2 separate regions of the Homo sapiens genome follow, and region 2 is linked to region 1. A link is a loop called in an ENCODE intact Hi-C map of the cell type or tissue named here. Cell type or tissue: dorsolateral prefrontal cortex. All regions are shown on one strand. Links, peaks and the distances in the headings refer to the core of each region. The heading gives the core; the rest is flanking DNA. Region 1 has its middle 8.9 kb from the start of SH3GL3. Region 2 overlaps SH3GL3 (SH3 domain containing GRB2 like 3, endophilin A3).

Region 1 (8,335 bases), core at 198-8,197:
GAAAAAAACATATTTTGTCCTACTTACAGCTTTTTGCCTTCTATTTTACTTTGCCACATACCCATATTTGTATCCTTACTTTTTGTGTATATGTGCTTCTTATGTCTTAATTGGTCTTTTGGCCTTTCATTTTGTTGTAGACACGTGCTGCTATAAACAGAGTAAAATTTAATTTTGTTTCTGGACCAAAATATGTCTTTGCCGTTTCCTAGAGAGATTTAAGCATTTATATTTATTACAAAAAGAAAAATTGTCATTGTGTGGTATGTTATTATTTTTCTTCTACATAGTTCCTTTTTGGGTTTTTTTTGGGTTTTTGTTGTTGTTGTTGTTGTTGTTGTGTTGTTGTTTTGAGACAGGGTCTTGCTCTGTTACCCAGGCTCTGGAGTGCAATAGCACAATCATGGCTCACTGAAGTCACAACCTGGGCTCACGTGATCCTCCCACCTCTCCCTCCCAGGTAGCTGGGACCACAGGCACATGCCACCACACCAAGCTGATTTTTTTTTTTTTTTTTGTACAATGGGGTCTCACTATGTTGCCCAGGCTGGTCTCAAACTCCTGGGCCCGAGTGATTCTCCTGCCTTGGCCTCCCAAAATGTTGGGATTATAGGCATAAGCCATCATGCCCAGCCATAGTTCTTTCTTCTATCATTATTATCTATCTATTACTCAGATTTTCTTTGCTTTTTCTTCCTCTTTGCTTTTGGAAATTATTCATCTAATTTTTACTCAATGAGTGATTACCACTGACCTAAAATATATTTGAATTTATATTCTCTATCAGCATCAATAATTAAACACTTTATGGAAGCCACGGCATGACTAGAATGAGCCATGGTCAGAGCACATCCACTAGGGCCACCTCATCACCTCCTTCTACTCAGACCACCTCCTGCTCCATATGAGAACCCTCAGGCAGAGACCAGAATGGGCCCAGTACCTTTTTTCTGAAACAGCAAATGAACCAGGGGGAGACTAGGGTGCAGAGTGTTGGTTTTAAGACACGGGGGCAAAGATGGAGTGACGAGAATTTAAAAACAAGTTTTGAGATAAAAGAATTGTGAAACTGTTTGAAATTCAAAATATTTTCATAAGTATATATTTTCTATTATACAATAACATTTAGAGGAAATTTGGAAATCATCAAAAAATAAAAGGATGGAAAAACTACCTTTGGAATCATATTTGAAACAATCACTCTTAATATTTTGGTATATTTTTCTTGTAGAGTATTTTTCCTGTAAAATTTAAGCATAACAGTGACATGACTATGCATACTGTATTTTCTTTGTTCTCTTAGTTAACTGAGCATTTCCTATATTGTCTAGTCTTCACACACAACATTTTAATGACAACTTAAACCATTGTAGATATATCAAATTATATTTGATTATTTTCCATTAATACACATGTAAAGGTTCCCACCCCCCATATTTTTCCTGATTTAAATAATGCCACATTAAACATCTTTTTCCATATTAAAGTTTTCTTTCTATATTTAGGAATGGACTTTCCTTAGGATGGACTCCACTCTGAGATGTAAAATTAGTGCATCAAAGAATTTGAACAATTCTAAATACTATATATATGTATGTAAAATGCAGTTTTCATTGCTCCCATGATACACAGTCATTAGAGAAGCATCTTGTAAAAAAAAAAAAAAAAAAAAAAAAAAGGCGGGAGGAGGAGAAACGAGGCAAAGAAACATGGATATGGGATTTGTGTCTTCCACTTGCCTTGAATTGAATTTAATGTCATTAAAAAATTCACTGGCCAGGCGCAATGGCTCACACCTGTAATCCCAGTGCACTTTGGGAAGCCAATGCGGGTGGATCACTTGAGGCCACGAGTTGGAGACTAGCCTGGGCAACAGGGCAAAACCCCGTCTCTACCAAAAATACAAAAAATTAGCCGGGCGTGGTGGTGCACACCTGTAGTCCCAGCTACTCAGAGGCTGAGGTGGGAGAATCACTTGAACCTGGGAGGTGGAGTTTGCAGTGAGCTGAGATTGCACTACTGCACTCCAGCCTGGGCAACAGAGTGAGACCTGTCTCAAAAAAAAAAAAACACAAAAAACAAACAAAAACAACAACAACAACTCATCAACCTGTAGCCTAATACACGCTCCAGATTGCAGTGCCTGGCAGACCTCGGAGAGCCAAGTTCAAATACTGATGCCTTCTATTAACCTTAAAATGTTAGCTTAACCATGACCTCTCTACGTCTAGCTTTCTCTCTCTCTTTTTTTCCTGAAAAAAAAAAATCTCTTACCCAAACTTTCTTCTTAGGAGGCCTCCTGGGTTACTTGTGCATGAAAGGGTGGGGCTTTGGCCCACTAACTGCATAGCAGTTGTGCAGTGTGCCAAGTATTTAGATAAACCAGATCTAGAAGCATTATTTCTCTCAGTTGAATTCCCTCACATACCTGGCTGCAGCAGAAAGCTGAAAGCACAGATACTGTTTTTGCTTTCCTTGTAACTTCATAGGTGTTTTTTTGTTTTTTTTTTCCACATCTGGGAAAGATGTGTGCCCACCGATGAGGTAACAGCAGACATGATGAATCCCAGATGTTGAACATGGCAATTTGCCTTGAACTCACAAGATCACAACTGGGAACAAACGTACAGATTTTCTTTGCTTATTGTTTTACAAGAAGCTGAGGGAAAATCAATTGACAGTTAAGAAAAGGCCAGAAAGACTTTTCATTTTAAAATGTAGAGGAAAAATCTGAAGTATTTTTATTTGTTTAAAAATGAGGATGGGGCCGGGCATAGCGGCTCCCGCCTGTAGTCCCAACACTTTGGGAGGCCGAGGCAGGCCACTTGAGGCCAGGAGTTCGAGACCACCCTGGCCAAATAGAGAAACGCTGTCTCTACTAAAAAATATAATTACTTGGATGAGGCCGGGCGCGGTGGCTCACGCCTGCAACCCAGCACTTTGGGAGGCCGAGGCAGGCGATTCACGAGGTCAGGAGATTGAGACCATCCTGGCTAACAAGGTGAAACCCCGTCTCTACTAAAAATACAAAAATTAGCCAGGAGTGTTGGCGAACGCCTGTAGTCCCAGCTACTTGGGAGGCTGAGGTGTGAACCCTCAGCCTTGAGGAGAATGGCGTGAACCTGGGAGGCGGAGCTTGCAGTGAGCCGAGATCGCGCCACTGCACTCCAGCCTGGGCGACAGAGCGAGACTCCGTCTCAAAAAAAAACACACACACACACAATTAGTTGGGTGTGTGGGTGTGGTGGCACTTGCCTGTAAACCTAGCTTCTTGGGAGGCTGAGGCACGAGAATCACTTGAACCCAGGGCAGAGGTTGCAGTGAGCCGAGATGGCACCACTGCACTCCAGCCTGGGTGACAGAGCGAGACTCTGTCTCAAAAAAAAAAAAAAAAAAAAAAGGATGGGGTAAAGAGCACACTGCACAACTGCTATGCATCTCAATAGTAAAGGCAAAAGGGAATTAATGCATGTCATAGTTATCTACAATGCTTGACTCTGCTTTTCCGGAACCTATCAACAAACATTCAGTTAGAATTCTGGGCCATGCTGTAATTCCAATTAGCCTTTGTTAATTACATAGGTGCCATTTTACATTTCCATATTTTACCCTGGAGGATTTATTTTTCACTTCTACTAAAGAGATGCATAAAAGTTTGTGTTGGGGATGAGGAATTAGCCGAGCGACGCAGATGGCGTTCATAAACCCCTGCTGCCACCTTGTGGTGGTGTTGAGAAGCGACAGAGGTAAGCCTTTCTGAACTGTGAGTCTATAGTGGTTAGTTTCATGTCGTTTACTTCTAACTTTTAAAAAAGCACACTAGCATCTTGAGTCTTGACACAACAGCTCATTTTAATGGTGTGGCATGCAAAAATGTTGCCACAGAAATTTTCAGTTCTTACTGGAAGAATCTCAAGAAGAGCTGTCCCATCCCTATGGCATCAGCCATATAGGTAGAAGAACACATAGAAAATGGTATCATGCTACCAGAGGAGGAATTCGGAGAAAAAGGAAGTGACCACTAGAGTCAATGGTTACAATAGCAGTCCCCGGCTGGGCGAAGTGGCTCACACCTGTAATCCCAGCACTTTGGGAGGCCAAGGCAGGAGGATCACTTGAGCCCGGGAGTTCAAGGCAGGAGTGAGCTATGATTGCACTCCAGCCTGGGCAACGGAGAGAGACTCTGTCTCTAAAAATCAACAAAAACAACAAAAAGCACACAATGCCATCATTTTCTATCTATTCCCTCTACTCACTTTATTCCCTTCCATGGCACTTTATCTACCTGATATTTTAGTATATATGTATATATATACACATACATATATATGTTTTAGATTGTCATTTATCTCCCACTACCAGAGTGAGTGAAAGCACTATTAAGCAGCACTGCCCAGTTGAACTTTCTATGATGATGGACATGTTCTCTATCTGTGCTGTCCAATATTGGCAACCACTACCCAACTGTGGCTATCAATCACTGAAAAGTTGACAATGGATGCTTTCATTTTGAATTTAATTTTAATTAATTAAAATTAAATAGCCACACGTGGCTAGTGCTACTGTGTTGGACAACGCAGCTTTAGAAGGGCAAGAGAATTAATCTGCTTTATTTACTGCAACCTCCCAATACCAGAGAATAGCTGGAGTCCTAGAGCGGCTCAAAAAACATAAATATTCAGTTAATGAATAAATAAATAACCATGAATAGAGCAGACAAGCACCTAAAATAATGTATCAGATTTAACATGAAGTTGGGGGTGATGATTAAAGAGGAGTGGTGGTAAAAGTAGGTGGTGTTAAGGGCCAAGAAAATGTGAGAGGTCATTGTCATGTTGTGCATTCAGGGGGAAGTGAGCAGTGGTCCTGCTAGTACTGACCTCCAAGGAACGGTGTGTTTTCTCTGCAGCCAGAGGTTGCACTAACAGCTGGGAATCCTGCCGTGATGGTCAGCAGCGGAGGGAGCACAGGAAATAGGGTCTTCTCGTGGGGACATCTGGCCAGGTGTCCACAGCAGCTGTCACAAAAGATAGGAAGTTCCCATCTAATGTGGCCTTGTCCCTGATCTTGTGGGAGCCCTGGCCCCTTAAGAGCACTATGAGATTGATAACAATGTCCTCACAGGTGTTGTAGGACCTAAGGAAGCGCCGTTAAATGCACGAGACGTTTAATTAGTAGCATTATTACCTATGGCTTGATCCTTTCCTGGTCACTGGTCAGGGTTACATAGAAATCTCTGGCCTTCATTGGCCATGGGAGATTGTTGCCCTAGATCCCACCGGTCTAAGCTTGCTTAAACTCCTCTACCTGTCTACTCCAGTCACCAACTGGTACTAATGCTTTAACTGTGCCCATTGTCCCCATTCCCCTTTGAGAAAAAATGTCAAATTCTTTTTACAAAATATGCTAAATGAATGCATTGAAGACACCAGTCATCAAGACTCAGAGGCAATAGTTACAGAATTGTATTTTACTAAATTATTCTAAGAAAATCCAGAAAGAATGACACATTTAATTTTAAGGCCAAAATGCTTGCTGGGCCACTAAAAAGTGTGCTTTTTCTACCCATTTTTCTATGAGTCATAGAAAAAAAATAAATCCCCAGATTGACTTTATATTTCTCTTTTCAGTTGTCCTTGTGAAAAGAAATTGTGGTTCCCTTTTAGTGTAAGATGCTGCTGCATTTGCAAATGTAGCAGCAATGTACTTAGCATCTGGTATTTCAGGAATCTCCCCCTTGTGTTATGTGTGCCTCTAATCATACAAGAAAAGTTTAGACAGTGTCTATCCCTGAGTTGATTTGTATTTTAGTTAGTCTATTACTGTTAGGATTACGGTCTATAGGGGGCAGTGAGGGACCTGAAAGTAAAACAGCGGAGCTTTAAAATGCACACTGTCCAGGGTGATTCCATCGCTCTCTAAAGCAGTGCTTTACAATCTTTAATGTGCACGTGGATCCCCTGGGGCACCGGTTAGAATGCAGGTTCTGTTTCCCTGGGTCTGCACGAGGGCCCAAGGCCTGAGCCTCTGCATTTCTACCAAGCTCCAAGGTGATGACAGTGTTGCTGGTCTGGGACCACAGTTAGTAGCAAGGCTGTAGGTGACAAGTCCCCATCAGTCTCACAGAGACCCAGGATGCAGTTTTTCTACTTAACACACCTTCGTTACATGAATAGTGAACATGCACAGCCAACAGCTCCTGAGTTCGATAAATTGACTGGATGGAAAATAGCTGAGTACCAGCTATGTCTTTCCCTTGGCCATGGGGATGGCATTTTTTCTCTTCTGGGTTAGCATCTCTGCTGGTAAACTTTAGAGGCTGATATCATCATCACTTTGGCCCTGGTGGGTATAAAGTTCTGAGCCTGATTTTGCCAGATTTTGTCCAAGGAATAGAATATGCCCCAACCCATGAAGCACAGAACTAGTGGCCTGCAGCCACCTTCCACAGCCCAGGCCATAGGAGGCCCCTGGATATGCGAGGGGAAAGAATTCACAGTGTGCACAGAACGTGCCAGGCCCACGGTGCACTCTCATGGCCACTCTTTGAGATATGCGTGACCAAGTCAGGGATGAGGAGACAGAGCTCGGAAAGATGAAGTGTTACGCAACAAAATGTGATTGACTCGCCTCACAGGCTGTGGCTACAGAAGCCCGCACATTGGCCTGGAGAGAACCAGGACCTGGGTGCACTTGACTATTCCTTGCTCTAAAGCACACTAGGTTTCATTCATTGCTTCATTTATTTGACACACATTTATTAAGCACCTAAGAGTGTCTGGCCTTGTGCTGGGAGCCAAGTCAGTAGAGATGAAGGTTTTTATTCTATAGAAGCTCACATTTGAAACACATGGGCAGCTTTCCATAAAGTGTCCCATGTGGTCTTAGGAAAAGCAGGAGTCTAGAGAAGTGGCTGGAGTCTAGTGAGTCCCTGCCTCTGACTCCTTCAAGTGCTTTTCCCTGACCAGAGAAATGCAAGACTATTCATTTAGTATTACATGGTGTGTATTTGGAGACTGGATTACTTTGTGCCTTAATGTGATCTTTATTTCACTGTAGTGACGGATGGCTTTATTCTCCTCACTACCAGACCCTGAGCTGGAAAATTTGGCTTAGTAAGCCTGTGTTAGACTCACTGGCACTGTTCCATCCTTGTGGCTTTGCCTGACTCCTGACCCTTTCCTGCCCACTCCCTCTGGGGAAGGAGAGCCAGTGCAGCTGAAGTGATGGAGGACTTTCAGGGTGCCGACGCACACACTCCGCACCCAGCCTCCTCGTGCTCTGCCAGCTCATTTTGGTCAAGCTTCTGGAAGACAAAGTTTACCTTGCCCGCTTCTGTACACACACACCCCCCCCCCCCGCCCACGAAACTAGTACAGAACCTGACAAACTGCCCACACACAAAACAATTTTTGAGAAGCCACTGAATGACTTAAAAATCTTACCCATGGGTTTGCAGAGCAGGAAGGGACTGACTTCAAAGTTCATTTCGTTTTGGGCAAAACTGATGTAAGCTGTTAGAAATCAGGATACTGTTTACCCTTAGGAGAGGCAGTCCTGACAGGAACGGGTCACGATGAAGCCATGGGTGCCGCTAATATTTGAATTCTCAGTCTGTGTGCACACGAGGGTTAATTCTGTGAGTCCATTGAGTCCTAGTCTTAAAATATGTGCACTTTTCTATATGCATGAAGAAACTACATTAAGTTCATAGCTTTTGACTACATCTAGCAGAAAGTTTTAAAAGAGGAATTAAATAATAATGCTTAAATCAATGACAATGCACAAATGCCCTGAATTTTCTCCTTTGCAGGTCCATCACTTCTGTTTAAAAACAAAACAAATCACCAATCACCTAATCCTGGCCACCCCCGTGCAATACATTTAAGGCTCAAAACTTCAAAAACAACCCGTCCTCTCCTGTTTTCCATTCTGCTTTTGCCCTTCCCCCGACTGACACTTGTGGGATGACCTCACCTGATTTCTATATAGAAAATTGTGTCCAGCTGGTGTTAGTTCCCTCCAGCCCCCTCATCTCCACTTGAATGTGATCCTGGGAACCTGCGTTTTCCTCTCATACTTCCTTCTGATTGTGGGGAAAAGGACCCCCATCTCCTCTTCTCTCTGCAGCTCACTTCCAGGAAAGTGTGGCCCTCACACATCCCCCCAGGAGGGGAGCATGCCCGCCCTAAGGTAGCAAATGCTGGATGTTCCAGACCTGGCCCCAACTCATTTTCCAAGTTCTTCAGTTTCAGGAAAATAATTTGAGACTCTTCTCTACCTTTGAAGGACATTGGTAGGGTTGTCTCCTGGGATTTGTGAGTTTATCTTTTAT
Region 2 (8,335 bases), core at 287-8,286, 130 kb before region 1:
GGTACTATTGTCAACTCCTGACTAAGTAGTAGACTATAAAATCACAAACTTCTACAATCCCTTAGAATATTAACGGATCTCCGTAAAGTTCCCAAACAATCAAGAAATAAGTTGCGTAAAACGCTGTTAATGAATGCAAAGGAGAGAGATTCACAGACAACCTCTGAAACAGTAAAATTTCTAAACAATATTATAACCGCTTTAACAAAATATAACAGTTAGAACTGTCCACTCATGGAACAGGCTGCCTTGCGTAGCAGTAGGTTTCCCATCACAGTTTGTGTCCAAGCAGAGAGACCCCGTGTCAGAAACAGTGCTGAGTGGGATAGCTATACAGGACAAGGGAGGGGTCCCTGGAGAGTTTATGGCTATAATCCTCGGAAATCAGATACCAGGCATCGAAAGTGTATGTAGAAACTGATCATCCCACTGAAGCATGGGGATAGCTCGCACTATTCATTTTAGCAGGAAGCACTGCTTCTAACTTCCATGACTCAGTGAAAAGAGCACACAAGACCCAGAGAGTCAGAAACATCTCTCTCTTTGCTCTGTGACTTTGGGCTGGTCCCTAATCCCTCTGTACCTCTACATGAACACCTGAAAGTCAGCCGTATGTCAAATGAACAGGCCCCTGACCCCTGATTTCTGAGCGACACAGAGCATAGCTGAGACTATGAAAGGCTTCCTAAACCTTGGACTCTTAACTTTCCATCATCCACATAATTTAAGTTTAGATTTACAGTTCTGTATCAAACAGCAGCTGAGTAACAAGATGGCATTTAGAAAACTATTTTGTTGCATAGAGAACTGCAACATTTCAGAATAAGTGTGTTTTACACATTTCACCCACTTACTACTCAGGACCACATATGTGTCTGTGGTTGGCCAGGTGGAGGAGCAATGCTGACTTTTCATATGACCTTCCTCCATGATGACAGCACAAGAAGAAATAAAACTTGCTATATGTCAGCAAAGGAGGCATTTGGTTTTACAACTGTGCATTTGGGGGAGATGTTTTGGCATCCCCAGAACCCAGACTGTCACTTCTCTAGAATCAACCATTCAAAAATAATTTGCAAAAACATCTCCTGTACCCCACCAACATATACACCTACTACGTACCCACAAAAATTAAAATTAAAAAAATAAAATAATGTGTGAGCACAAACCACGTGGGAGGCTTGTGACTACAAGGAACAAACCACGATCACTCACCCCGAGGAATGGACTGCCCAACATGAGCAAAAGGTAAGCAACGGTGCTCATGACACAGAGGCACAGAAGGGATACCCCACGAAGTCTAGCGAAAGAACAAACAGCTTCCCAAAGGAAAGCACATCCGAGCTGAGGGGTGAGGTGACAGCCAGGAGAAGGGGTGAAAGGACAAAGACAGCAAATAGCGAGAAAGCACAAAGCAAAACGTCACCAGGGAGCTGGAAATAATTCAGTGAGGCTGGGCAGAGTTCATGTGGGGAAGGGGTGGCAATAAGGCCACAGAGGAAAGGAGGGGCCAGGCTGTGAAGGGCTGAGGGTCTATATCTTCACCCCACTGTCAGTGGGCAGCCAGGAAGGTTTGCAGCTCAGAAAGGGTGCCCTGGCTGTGGGCTGGAGAATGGACAGGAGGGAGTGAGATGTGACACCAGGGGTCAAGGGCAGCTGTGCTGTGTGTAAATGTTAACAGGAAGAAGCCAACAGACAGAAAGGGAAAGAATGAAGATACACCAGAGAGGACGATGGATGTCACAACGGCCCTGAGGAGGTGAGAGGTGACAGACCCTGCGGCCCAGAGGAGGACTGGCTTGAGAGCAACAGGGACATGTTTCCCCTGAGATGGAAGAAGAGGATGGTATGAGTGTCGGGGCCAAGGGGTGTGCAGGTGGGGAATGGGATGTTTAGGGAGCTCCTGAATGGATGCTTTCATTTCTCACTCAAACTTCCTGAATTCTCCCTCATACCCTTTGCTTTCAGCAGAAATTCTAAATACATTGCCTGGACAGGCATCCAGGGCTTTCCGTGACTCTCAGCCTTTCCTCCCTTCATTGCACCCCCACCCCTACACACCCTATCCCCTGGCCATATCACACAACCGAGGTCCCCGAGCCTGCCTGCTCTCACAGCCCTGGCCCTCTGGTCAGCTTGTGCTGGATATTTTGCCCACCCCAGTCTCCCAGTCTGCATTAGCCAGCTTCTCCTCCTCTGAGAAGCCTTCCCTGACCCATCCAGGCTGAAAGAGGTGCTTCTCCTTCATGTCCCTGGGCTCATCTCTCCAACAACTGTCAAAGTGCATGGTATCTGTTTACTTGTCTCTCTACCCTACACCTGTGAGCTTCACAAGGGCATGCACCAGGTCTTGTTTAGCCACATATGGCCAGTGCCCACCACCACTGTAGCAGGGCAGAGCAGGCTATACACAGTTGATGGATGAATAAATAAATGAACAAAGGAAGAACCAATAATCTGACATCCATCAGTTCCTTCTCTGGCCCCTGGAATATGGAGCCACCTCAAGGCCCACGGTCCAAGCAGGGAAGGCCACCCAAGCTCACACATCCCACCAGCCTCATCTCTGTCACATAGGCTAGACCAGTGGGGGTTCACACTTCCCCCTCGAGTTCTGGAAAGGATGGGCTGGAACAGTGGTTTCTGAACATTAGCGTGCATCAGAATCACCTGGAGGACTTTATAAAACACAGACTTGCTGGGCTTCACCCATAAGATTTCTGATTCAGGAGATAAGGGATGGGGCCCAAGAATTTGCATTTCTCACAAGTGATGCTGATGTTGCTGGTCCAGGGACCACACTTTGAGAATCAATAGGTCTGAAGAAGGGAAAACAGGATATGCCCAAGGCTCAAATGACCTCCAAGCTGAGATCATGCTGAAGGCACCTGGAGGAACATCTTCTGTACATATCCATAAGACGGTGCTTGTACCTCCAGAGTGGAAGTCACTGGTGGGGTAGAAGTCTTGGGGCTGTTTTTGCACATCTACAAAAATGCCACCATGCAAGTGGCATGCAATTATCTCCAGGTACCTGAAAATTCCCATGCACGCCATTTTTAACAGTTTTCCAAATGAAAAATTCAATTTCTAGGTATTGATCTTCTTGAGAAGTAATGGAAAATAATGACCACCAGGGCAACGCATCAAAACATGCAACTATGGTACGATTTTGATAATAAGAAATCCACTATAAAGTTATGTAATTACTTTGTTTAGCCTGGCTTAGAGCTGGCTTCAACTAAATACAGAATTTCCAGCTGAAAGAACATGGCTTACATTCCCTCCCATTATCCTGCTTCATCTCCAGGGCAGATAGGACTAATGGATCCTGGCACTCTTTCCCAGTGAGCCCAGGAAAATAGAACTGAGTCATTTTTACCCTACCCACAAGCATCATAAGATGATGCTTTCAGTCTGCTGAAACGTTCTAGTGATTTTAAATATAAACATCATCTTATGTAGCAACAGGTATATTTATACCCTGGAAGACTTACCCCGATCTCTTTTAAATCTTTATCTTGTAGTAACTGAAGTGGATCAATAAAAGTTTGCTTTACATTAATATCAAGAGAGTCTTTCACCTCAGCCATTAGCTTCATGGATTCACCAACTTCTATCAATGCATTGCCTTGAATAGAAAACATAAATACAAAAGGTTCTTTGGGAACACTACTCCAGGTTAACAGTGCTATTTATTTCATTCTTTACCAAAAGTGTGTGGATGATGGTGTAGCAAGGTCCTTGCTCCGGGACCTCTGAATCCTGGATCAGAATGAAAAAGAAAAAGCAAGGCTTCCTATTTTCTGTATTTTCCTCTCTATGGTCTGCACTTTCACCACTACAGAAAATACAACTGAGGCTAGCAGACCGAAGTACTTACCATTTGGACCACTAGATGGGGATAAAGATCCTTTCTAAAAAACTGGTAATTTGGGAAACTGGCACGGAGGGTTCCTTAGAAGCTTGAGAATAAAATCTCTTTGTAAACAATGAAAGGATTCACTCATGGGGCTAAGTGTTAACCAGTAAAAATTACAATAGAAATAAACCAACAAAACATCTCAGCTTCTAGCCGTGGGATCTTCTCAAGGCTACTCCCCGTATCCTTCTAGAAGGTTCTAAGCCTCCCTGCCCTCTCTGATGTCAAAGAAAGCCTGCCAGTGTCACATGGGACATCCTGTCAGCAGGGTGGGGTGGGGGTCTGCTGGTGCGTTGGAGCCCAGGCCAGCCTTCCTGGCTCGGGTAGTGGCAGGTAGTTTTTCCTGGATTACAGTGTGCTATCTCAGTCCGGTTAATCGGCAGTAATTTGCCAGATTACTGCAAACCAGGTGCCCTCTAGTTCTCTGTACAATGAGGGTTGCAGGGTCTCTAGAAAACATCCCTGGGAAATGCTGCACTAGAATGAACTATTTTTCCTATATTTGGGTTTTTCCAAATTGATCTTGTAAAAAGATGGAGATTGGGTTGCTCCATTTCTAGGCTTGAAGAAGACCGTAAAGCCCAGCCTAAGTCTGACCTTTGAGTTGTTTCACCCACCAGGTGAGGGCATGGACAACTTAATTACCTGTAAAATAGAGATGGCAACATGTGCCTCACCTCCCTTAAAAAAAAAACAGAAAGATACTAAAGAGGACCTTGCAAAACAGAAGTAGGAACCGTTACTCTAAACTAAGGCTTCCCAGGACTCCATACGGACCCAGTGGTAGCTTCATTCCTCCTTGGAAGCTACATTTCCTTAGCTCAACTCTCCAAAGTGTGTCTAAATAATTCCTAAATGAAGACGAAATGTCCCTTCCTAGCCTGTGGACTCTTTCCTGCCCAAATGGTGAGAAATGGTATTGCCTGACCCCCTACACAGCCCCTCTGCCACCAGTGCCAGTGTCTCACAATGTCAGCTCATTTCGCCTTGACAGAAACATTTTCAAATACACTGTAGACTCCAAAGATGATGCTCTGAACATGGGCCGCCACCTCCCTGGAATCAACATTCCCTCTCCTTGCCTGAGACTGGCGCTGTCGAATTCCACGGGTGTGGGGCTCAGCCTCCACCCACTGAGGTTTCTGTACTGTAGGAGGTCCCAGTATGTGGCCCCCCAAAAGAAAACATCCAACGGCACAGCCTCTTCCTTGGAAGAGCAGAAATCCATCTGTTCCTGATGCCCTGCTGACATCAGCTCTCTTCCTCATCCCAAGTTTTTTTCGGTTGCCGAGCACCTGGGAAGCTACCAAATTGTCTGGCTGTCGCCAAGGCCAGATGCACGGCAGGAGTGTCCTTGGATTTCAAGGCCTGCCTGGCAGTTTCACCTGCTCCCTTCACTGATGTGCCTTCAGAGTAAGAAATAGGCCATCTTGTCCCCATTGGCCCTTAGAATAAAATAAAATTCACATTATACTGCTCTGAGGGATAATATTACCCTTTGTCACTAATTAATTCGTGTTTTAATGCTTGAGTTTTAACATTTTTTTCAAAAGATATTTCCTCCAATTTCCTAGAATGATTACTGTGGCCAAATATTTGATTTCTCAACTTCCATCTCTTCCATCTCCTGCCTTGTTACCACTATATGAATAGCAAATATGCCAAATTCTTTGGGAATACTTAATATATTAAATCCAATTCATCCTCAATTTAATGTATTAATTTAAATGAATCTCAATCAAAATTTAATGACTTTTTTAAATAAAAGGGACTTAAGTTTCACCTGGAAAAATAAAACCAGTAAGTGTGTCTGTGAACTTTTTGCAATACAATACCTAAATTTTTAGTAAATAATATATTAAAGTATGTTTTAAAACTTCAATACTTAAAACAATATGACACTGAATCAAAACAGGATACAGATCAAGAAACGGAAGAGAAAGACCATAAACAAATTTAATGTATAATAATTTAGCCTATAATAAAAGAATCATTTCAAATCATCAGGAGAAAGTTGGACTTTTCAACAGTACTGAAACAAGCTATTTATTTGTTAGAAAACAAAATTAGAACCCTATTGCACTGTAGCTCCAATAAATGCAGGAGCTTGGAAATTTAAAGGCAATAAAAGAAAATACAGGATTCAAAAACAAGTATAAATAAACGTTTATATCATTTGCCAGGGAGTGGGATGAAAAAGATTTTCTAAACATGATTCCAAAAAGCTAGAAACCATATAGGAAGACTAAAGAGCTTCAGTAAATAAAAAATAAAAATCTCTCTCCATTGAAATGACCTTCATATACAAGGTCTGAAGGCAAATGCTTACCTGGGACAAAGCTTCATCAACATACAAGACAGCCAATGAGCAAATATCCTGACCATTTAAAGAGCTCATGAGACAGGGGGGAAAAAATGGACCTCCTGATGCAAAAGCAGGCTAAGGACACAAACACACAATTCACAAAAACAATGACAAACACAAATAAAAATTCCACCTCACACGTGATCCAAAAGATGGAGTTAAAACAGCAATGAGATATCATTTTTGTATACTACATATCAAATGATCAGTTATTTAAAAGTAAACTAAAAAGATAATCTCTAGGGTTAGGAACTATGTAGAGAAATATACCCTCACTCACTCCTGGCAACAGTGTCAAATGAGTGTAACCCTTCTGAAGGGTAGGTTGGGAATATGCTTTCAAAACCTGAAAAATAAGCATACTCTTGACTCAGCAATTTTATACTAGACATGTTATCTAAATTATGTCAAAGAATATAATTTTGGATATCCCCAAAGATTTACCTATGAAAATGGTTATTGTAAATGCTATGTAAAATGTTTTTACATAAAGAAACATTTATTTAGTAAATGGGATTGACTGAACAAACTATGATACATGGAATATTATGTAGCCATTAAAAACAATATCATGGAAGATTAATTATTTTACGATATGGATCATTATATAGTCAGTGTTACCAAAGAGTATATGTACTATAGCCTTACTGTAGTTTTTAAAAGTACATATGAATACATATAAGAATAAACAAGGCATAAAAGATACACAACAAGCCAAGTGCAGTGGCTCACTCCTGTAATCCCAGCAGTTTGGGAGGCCGAGGCAGGCGGATCACTTGAGGTCAGGAGTTCAAAACCAGCCTGGCCAAAATGGCGAAACCCTGTCTCTATTTAAAATACAAAACATTAGTCAGGCATGGTGGCTTGAGCCTGTAATCCAGCTACTCGGGAGGCTAAGGCACGAGAATCGTTTGAACCTGGGAGGTGGAGGCTGCAGTGAGCCAAGATCGCGCCACTGCACTCCAGCCTGGGCATAGACTTTGTCTAAAAAAAAAAAAAAAAAAAAGATACACAACAGAGTTTAATTGGGCCTATCGGTGGATATGGGATTATGGGTGATGTTAGCATTTTTCTTTATTTTACTTACCTATGTTTTCTAAACCTCCTGCAATTAACATGTATTACTTTGGTAATATGGAAAAATAACAAAGGTTGTTAGACTGAAGGGTTTGTGTATAACCTAAAACCATACTGGAGGAGTTCTCAGCTCCCCCAGCTGATCTCTGAATAACTCACCAAAGGTGGAGTCTTCCCCGAGCTCCTTCCCGTATTTCAGCATACAGTCCCCCAGCAAGCCTTCCGTCTGCGGGTATCCTGTGGTCTTCACCTGCCCTCGGATCTTCGACACAGTGTTCAGCATTCCTAGCTTAGCTCTGTATGCTTAAAAACATTGTCATTTGTAATTCTTTAAAGTTACAAGGTGGAGTGACAGGTACATAGAATTTAATAAACGCAGCTGCCAAAACTGAGGTCACCTTAAACAAAATGCCAGAGACCTGAGGCCTGAAACAATTGTGTGTGAACTATTTAATTTTCTCAGGTAATTTTCTAGGTTCTTTACCAAGGTGGGTGCTAAGTGCACTGTTCCGCAGCCACGATGAACCATAGAAATGATGGTGCACATCGGCTGGGCGCAGTGGCTCACACCTGTAATCCCAACACTTTGGGAGGCCGAGGCCGGCAGATCACCTGAGGCCAGGAGTTCAAGACCAGCCTGACCAACATGGAGAAACCCTGTCTCTACTAAAAATACAAAAAATTAGCTGGGCGTGGTGGCACATGCCTGTAATCCTAGCTACTCGGGAGGCTGAGGCAGGAGAATTGCTTGAACCCGGGAGGCGGAGGTTGCAGTGAGCCAAGATCGCGCCATTGCACTCTAGCCTGGGGGACAAGAGCGAGACTTTGTCTCAAAAAAAAAAAAAAGAAAGAAAGAAAGAAAGAAAAAAAAAAAGAAATGATGGGGCACATTGCTGACTTGAAATAATAGTGACCAGGCTTTCCTGAGCACCACCCCTCGAGTGAGACCCTTTGGAAAGCTTGCAGTTGCT

The links. A loop is a pair of places that touch in the nucleus more often than their neighbours do. Peaks named below come from ENCODE experiments on the same cell type or tissue, not always from the same donor. Only the 100,000 strongest peaks of a DNase experiment are listed, where the experiment ranks them.
Region 2: a loop joins it to region 1, with 7 times the contacts of the local background. A loop is called at or near these places in 13 of 110 quality-filtered maps.

The regions. Positions count from the first base shown.
Region 1 is chr15:83,434,257-83,442,591 of GRCh38, reverse strand. No RefSeq gene overlaps it. Among named protein-coding and RNA genes, the nearest start is that of SH3GL3, 8.9 kb to the left of the region's middle. In dorsolateral prefrontal cortex, for the core only: CTCF peaks have their summits at 3,517, 3,718 (motif pointing left), 5,630 and 5,830 (motif pointing right); a DNase peak (open chromatin) is centred at 3,701.
Region 2 is chr15:83,567,861-83,576,195 of GRCh38, reverse strand. It overlaps SH3GL3 (SH3 domain containing GRB2 like 3, endophilin A3), which reads right to left. Exons shown (of 9, transcript NM_003027.5): 4 at 7,524-7,667; 5 at 3,498-3,631. Among named protein-coding and RNA genes, the nearest start is that of ADAMTSL3, 82 kb to the left of the region's middle. In dorsolateral prefrontal cortex, for the core only: CTCF peaks have their summits at 3,686 and 3,897 (motif pointing right); a DNase peak (open chromatin) is centred at 4,207; H3K27ac peaks cover 7,713 bases.